2 separate regions of the Homo sapiens genome follow, and region 1 is linked to region 2. A link is a contact called in ENCODE Hi-C or POLR2A ChIA-PET data. All regions are on one chromosome and are shown on one strand. Each heading gives the region's core, a stretch centred on a gene start or an enhancer-like site at or near the end of the contact. The rest is flanking DNA. Distances are from core to core; before and after follow the strand shown. Region 1 has its middle 16 kb from the start of LINC00868. Region 2 holds the start of LINC02080 (long intergenic non-protein coding RNA 2080).

What was found. Hi-C counts contacts between places; a loop is a spot of excess contacts on that map. ChIA-PET counts read pairs that join two places held with the same protein, here RNA polymerase II (POLR2A). Pooled maps may share reads with other maps.
Region 1: a map with no recorded cell type shows a loop between it and region 2 (3-fold over the local background). The contact joins the enhancer-like site here to the promoter of LINC02080 in region 2. A Hi-C loop is called at or near these places in 1 of 168 maps with a recorded cell type or tissue (Caco-2), 9 of 37 single-sample maps with no recorded cell type and 8 of 50 pooled maps. POLR2A ChIA-PET finds 5 or more read pairs at or near these places in 15 of 52 experiments (A673, H1, HEK293 and 9 more).

The regions. Positions count from the first base shown.
Region 1 is chr17:76,838,109-76,841,629 of GRCh38, reverse strand. No RefSeq gene overlaps it. Among named protein-coding and RNA genes, the nearest start is that of LINC00868, 16 kb to the left of the region's middle. RefSeq lists enhancers at 1-339, 1,594-1,643, 1,754-1,813, 2,064-2,113, 2,754-3,478 and a silencer at 1,827-2,022. Within about 2 kb of position 1,705, at least 2 of the 41 ENCODE cell types and tissues checked have a DNase peak (open chromatin) inside an H3K27ac peak, as active enhancers do; they include OCI-LY7, where a contact is called at or near this core.
Region 2 is chr17:76,797,307-76,800,659 of GRCh38, reverse strand. LINC02080 (long intergenic non-protein coding RNA 2080) reads right to left here and starts at 1,616. Exons shown (of 3, transcript NR_110837.1): 1 at 1,116-1,616. It also overlaps a transcript of MFSD11 not described here.

The DNA of each region.
Region 1 (3,521 bases), core at 456-2,955, 41 kb before region 2:
ATGACTTCCCTTGCTCAGGAATTCCAGCTTTTGTCTTCCTTCTACCCTTCACCCAAAAGACCGGAACCGGGGGAGAAAAAAAGGGAGTGTCCTGGGGCAAAGGGAGACACAGCCCTCCACAGACATGGGTGGGTGGGGGGAACAAAAGGAGAGAGAGAGGGGGAGAGACTGAGAGGCAGAGAGAGAGAGAGAAAGGGAGGGAGAGGCAAAGAGAGAGGGAGAGACAGAGAGGTGGGGTGGGGGGAGGGAGAGACAGAGAGGCAGAGAAAGAGGGAGAGAGAGACAGAGAGGGAGAAAGAGAGGGAGAGATAGAGAGGGATAGAGAGGCAGAGAGAGAGAGGGAGAGAGAGGGAGAGACAGAGATGCAGAGAGAGAGGGAGGGAGAGGCAAAGAGGGAGAGACAGAGAGGCAGAGAGAGGTGGGGGGAGGGAGAGAGAGGCAGAGAGAGAGAGGAAAAGAGAGAGGGAGAAAGAGGGAGAGACAGAGAGGCGGAGAGAGAGAGAGAGGAAAGAGAGGCAGAGAGAGATAGAGACAGAGAGGGAGAGAGAGACAGGGAGAGGGACAGAGAGAGAGAGGGAGGGACAGAGAGAGAGAGGGAGGGACAGAGAGGCAGAGAAAGAGAGGCAGAGAGAGAGAGAGAGAAGCAGAGAGTGGGAGAGACAGAGAGGCAGAGAGAGAGTCGGGGGAGAAACAGAGGGAGAGAGGAGAAAAGAGACAGAAATAGAGAGAGACAGAGAGGGAACAAGAGGGCGGGGAGAGGAGAGAAAGAGACTGACTGAGGGAACAGAGGGAGTCAGGGAGAGAAAGAGGGAGAAAAGGAGAGAGAGGAAGAGACAGGTGGGGAGAGAGGGAGGTAGAAAAGAAGAGAGGGAGGAAGGGACAGAGAGCTTGGCTCAGGGAGGCCAACAAGACTGTTTTACCAGGAACACAGTGATGAGAACAGAGCTCTGGTCTGGAGGGGCTGATGCTCCCTGTGGAAGTCCAGCTCTGGTCTGGAGGGGCTGCGTGCTCTCTACAAGGAAGACGACGTGCTGTGCTAGTGAGTGTTGGGACAAGACCTCTTTGAGGAGGTAACACTGAATTCAGACTGGAGTGAGGAGGAGACACAAAGGTGCCAGGGAGGTAGTTCCAAGCAGCAAATGCAGGAGCCCTGGGAGGGGTCAGCACTGGGCAACTAGAAGGGGAAGGAGGAGATGGGGTGGGAGGGCTGGGCAGGCCAGACCACAGAGCAGCTGGGATGGATTCTGGTTGCAGTTAGGGGTGCAGGGAGCGAGGTGCTGGGATTTGTGCTGTAGCCGGGTCACTCTGGCTGCTGGGCTGGGGGACACGGGACAGGAGTGGGGAGGCAGAGAGCTGGGAGGGCCAGCCTGATCCGGAGTGGGCTGAGGCAGTGGGGGTGGAGGGAAGTGTAGGTTGGGATATGTCTGGAGGGACGAGCCCAGGTGACTGGCTCAGGGCAGGAGAAAGAAGGAAACAAATGCAACTCCTGAATCTGGAGGCTGAGCAGTGGCAGGTGCCGTTCTCTGCGATGGGGAAGGTGGGATCAGAGAATTTTCACGTGCTCAATCCATGTGCCTATGAGGCACCCAGGAGAGGTGTCAAGAAGAGATGGATCTCATGGGGGCTCAGGGGAGGTGTCAGCGCAGGGAACAGAAATGCAGAAGACAGCGGCAGATGCTCTACAAAGGCACGGCACAGGTATTAACAGCCTCCTAGGAGGCGCTGTCCAACACCGCAGCCAGCAGCCAGCAGCCACTGTGGCTATTTACATTTAAATTCATTAAAATGAAACTAAAAGGAAACCTCAGGCCGGATGCAGTGGCTCAAGCCTGTAATCCCAGCACTTTGAGAGGCCGAGGTGGGTGGATCATCTGAGGTCAGGAGTTAGAGACCAGCCTGGCCAACATGGTGAAACTGTCTCTACTAAAAATACAAAAATTAGCTGGACATGGTGGCATGCACCTGTAATCCCAGCTACTCAGGAGGCTGGGGCAGGGGAGAATTGCTTGAACCCAGGAGGCAGAGGTAGCAGTGAGCCGAGATCATACCACTACACTACAGCCTGGGTGACAGAGGGAGACACTCCATCTCAAAAAAAAAAAAAAGAAAGGAAAAAAAAGGAAACCGGTTTCTCAGTCACACTGACCACCTTGCACGTGGCTCATGGCTACTGTGTTGCACAGCACAGAGAGAACATCTCCAACATGGCAGAAAAATCTGTTGGGGCCGGGCATGGTGGCTCACGCCTATAATCCCAACACGTTGGGAGGCGGAGGCAGGCAGATCACTTCAGCCCAAGAGTTTGAGACCAGCCTGGGCAACATACTGAGACCCCCATCTCTACAAAAAATAAAAAATTAGCCCAACACAGTGGTGCATGCTTGCAGTCCCAGCTGCTCAGGAGGTTGAGGCATCAGTGAGCAGTAACTGTGCCACCGCACTCCAGCCTGGATGACAGAGCAAGACCCTGTCTCAAAAACAAAAAAAAAAGCACCTCTGTTGGACCATGCTAAGATAGAAAAGACAGCCAAGAGCTGAGCCAGGCACAGGCCAGCATTGAGTGCTCAGAAACGACACCTGAAAAATGTGCTGTCTGGGGGGCCTGGAGCTGAGAGGTGACGTCGCTCATCAGAGACCTTGTCAAAGGCCAGTTCAGTGAAGAGCGGAGAGGACTGAAGTGAGCGGAGGGGAGGAAGTGTAGACCATGAGAGGAAAGAAATAAGCATCAGGCCGGGCGCTGTGGCTCATGCCTGTAATCCCAGCACTTTGGGAGGCTAAGGCAGGCAGATCAAGAGGTCAGGAGTTCGAGACCAGCCTGGCCAACATGCGAAACCCCGTCTCTAGTAAAAATACAAAAATTATCCAGGTGCAGTGGCGCGTACCTGTAGTCCCAGCCCCTCGGCGCAGGAAAATCACTTGAACCCAGGAGGTGGAGGTTGCAGTAAGCCGAGATGGTGCCACTGCAGTCCAGTCTGGGCAACAGAGCAAGACTCTGTCTCGAAGGGAAAAAAAAAAAAAAAGAAGCATCAGCTCAAGGGTGGTCACCTAGGACGTGTCATCATCACAGGAGGAAGGACTGGAGTCTTCAGGCCTCTATGCCATTGACTGTTCACGGCCTGGCTGACCCCTTTCTCAGGATGTCCTACAACAGCCGGAGCCCAGAGGACAGAGCCCAGGCTGAGAGTCAGCAAGCGGAGGGAGCACTCTGCCCTGAAGCCTGGGCTCACTCCCTGCACTGTGAGTTAAAGATGGCACTGAGCTGTCTTTCTGCTTATTCTAGATCCAGTTTCACTGGCGCTGGCCATGTCCAAGGCCAGGCCCTGAGCTCACCAGCTGAAATGGAACCTGTCTCAGGGGGTCCAGGCCAGCAGAGCCATTTCAACAGGGTCAAGCCTTCTCAGCCCAGAGCAGACCCCAGAAGCAAAGGGCTCCCACTCCAGGGCCCTGTGACAAGGCTCTGAGCCACTTCCTTCCACCGTGTGCTCAGGGCGAAGGTGGACAGCCCCAGACAGGGCCCGGGC
Region 2 (3,353 bases), core at 367-2,866:
CTATGCACTGCCCTCACTGTTCTGTAGCCAGACAACAAATAATAATGTACCATTAAAGGGCTTTTTCAAACAGGTTATTATGTGTGTCATTTTCTTTCTTGAAAAAAAGATTAATAGCAGCAACAATCCATTGCGAGTTGGCTATTACCCACAGACAAATGGCCACACCAATACAAAGAGACTACAGCACAAAGGAGAAGGCTGTTTAATTGGAAAGGATTTCATAGGTGACCATTACAGAGGCAATGCTTCCCTCTGTGCCAAATTAAGTGATTCCTTACTGGACACTTAAGCCAGCTTTTGGACTTTTTACCTCCCTTAAGGATACCACTTCAGTACTAGCTCCAAGAAAACCCTTTTAGCCAGATACTTAGTAAAAAGAGAAAATAGCAAAACCGAAGGCTAAGCCAGGCACAGTGGCTCACACTTGTAATCCCATCACTTTGGGAGGCCGAGGCAGGTGGATCACTTGACACCAGGAGTTCGAGACCAGCCTGGCCAACATGGTGAAACCCGTCTCTACTAAAAATACAAAAATTAGCTGGGAGTGGTGGCGGGTGCCCGTAATCCCAGCCACTTTGGAGGCTGAGGCAGGAAAATCACTTGAACCCAGGAGGCAGAGGTTGTAGTGAGCCAAGATCACACCACAGTTCTTCAGCCTGGGCAACGGAGGGAGACTCGGTCTCAAAAAAAAAAAAAAAAAAGGAAAAAGAAAAAGAAAAAAAGAGAAGAAAAGGCTATAGGAGTGGCTGGAATAGCAAGAAGAAATGCAGGAGAAATCATGGGGAAAGGGGGTATGAGATGATGCATCTGATCAGATAATAAAACATGCTGGAGTTTTTTTCCCCTAATAGAATATTTAGGTGACTTGTAAGCTTTAAGCTTTGGGCAAGGTTGGGGGTGGGAACAAGGTGGGAGAAGAGAAATGCTTTGCAATAATGTTTGGGACACAGAGGTGTGGTTCTGCGATATAATTAGGAACCATGAGCCCAGCGCAGTGGCTCACGCCTGTAATCGCAGCACTTTGGGAGGCCGAGGTGGGTGGATCACTTGAGGTCAGGAAACCCAGTCTCTACTAAAAATACAAAAAATTAGCCGGGCGTGGTGACACATACCTGTAATCCCAGCTACTCAGGAGGCCAAGGCAGGAGAACTGCTTGAATCCAGGGGGGCAGAGGTTGCATTGAGCTGACATGGCTCCAGCCTGCGTGACAGAGCAAGACTGTGTCTCAAAAATAATAATAAGGCAGGACGTGGTGGCTCACACCTGTAATCCCAGCACTTTGGGAGGCTGAGGTGTGTGGATCACTTGAGGTCAGGAGTTCGAGACCAGCCTGGCCAACATGGTGAAAGCCCATCTCTACTAAAACTACAAAAATTAGCCAGGCATTGTGGTGGGCACCTATAATCCCAGCTACTTGGGAGGCTGAGGCACGAGAGTTGCTTGAACTGGGAGGCAGGGGTTACAGTGAGCCAAGATCGTGACAATGCACTCCAGCCTGGGTGACAGAGTGAGATTTTGTCTCAAGAGTTCCCTAAGTTTTAAATGTTCTCCAAGATTCCTTCTGTGTCTACATCTTATGATTCTGAATCTATTGCATTTCCATATTTTCTTTTTTTTTTTTTTTTTTTGAGATGGAGTTTCACTCTTGTTGCCTAGGCTGGAGTACACTGGTGCGATCTTGGCTCACTGCAACCTCCGCCTCCTGGGTTCAAGCAATTCTCCCGCCTCAGCCTCCCGAGTAGCTGGGATTACAGGCATGTGCCACCATGCCTGGCTAATTTTGTATTTTTCGTAGAGACGGGGCTTTGCCACGTTGGTCAGGCTGGTCTCGAACTCCTGACCTCAGGTGATCCTCCTGCCTCAGCCTCCCAAAGTGTTGGGATTACAGGCATGAGCCACCATGCCCTGCCTCATTTCCTTATTTTCTAAATCATAATAGAGCAACAGCTCACTGGTTGCTAACCACTTCCCGAGAGTCACCTTGAGGCTCAGACCTTTACTAGATGTGATATAATAAGAAATATATTTGGTCTTTGTCCTCAGTGGCACAGAACTCCTACAAGCCTTGGAATTTCCTGAAAGACAGGAGTGTCTTTGGTTGTTATGAGCCTCTCTGATAACACATGTACTGAGGTGACAAAGGGTGGGGTCCCCATATAGTCTCACAAATGACTGGTCACCAGAAAGACCAAGTGATTAGAAGGTTGGGCGTTTCATCCCACCCACTGATCTCCTGAAAGGGCAGGGAGGAGGCTGCCATTAAGCTGCATAAAATCTCTCAAATCTGGAGACGTGATGAGCTTCGAGGTTGGTGAATACATGGGGTGCTGGGAGGGTGGCATCCCTGGACGGGGCATAGAGGCTTTGCATCCCCACCCCAAGCTCACCTTACACATCTCTTCCATTTGGCTCTTCTTGAGTTGTATCCTCTACAATAAACTGGCAATTTTAAGTAAATTGTTTTCCTGGGCCAGGCATGGTGGCTCCGACGTGTAATCCCAGCACTTTGGGAGGCTGAGGTGGGAGGATTGCTTGAGCGTGGGAGTTCAAGACCAGCTTGAGCAACATAGTGAGACCCCATCTCTACATAAATTTATTTAAAACATTAACCGGGCGTGGTGGTGCGCACCTGTGGTTCCAGCTACTCGGGAGGCTGAGGTGGGAGGATCACGTGAGCCCAGGAGTTTGAGGCTGCAGTGAACTATGATAGCACCACTGCACTCCAGCCTGGGCAACAAAGTGAGACCCTGTTTCAAAAAAAAAAATGTTTTCCTGAGTTCTGCAAGCCATTCTAGCAAATTATCAAATATGAGCTGGGGATTATAGGAACTCCCCTCCCTTTACAGCTGGTCAGTAAGAAGTATGGACGGCCTGGATTTAGGACTGGCATCTGAAGTAAGTGGGGGTAGTGTCAGAGGCATTTGAACTGGGGCAACTCCAACTTAAATAGGGGCTGGGTAAAATGGGGCTGAGACCTGCTGCCCCGCATTCCCAGGATGTCAGGCATTCTTAGTCACAGGATGAGACAGGAGGTCCTCAGGACTGGTATCACAAGATACAGGTCATAAAGACCCTGATAATAAATACAACAGGATGCTGTAAAAGAAAAAGAGCCAGCCCAAACCCACCAAAACCAACACAGCGACTAAAGGGAACTTTAGTCATCCTCAACCTCATTATATGCTAAGTATAACATATTAGCATACTAATAGACACTCCCACTAGAGCCGTGACAGTTTACAAATGCCGTGGCAATGCCCAGAAGTTACCCTATATCCCTATATTGCTTAAAAAGGGAGGAACCCTCAGTTCTGGGGCTTGCTCGCTCCTTTTCCAGAAAACTCTTAAA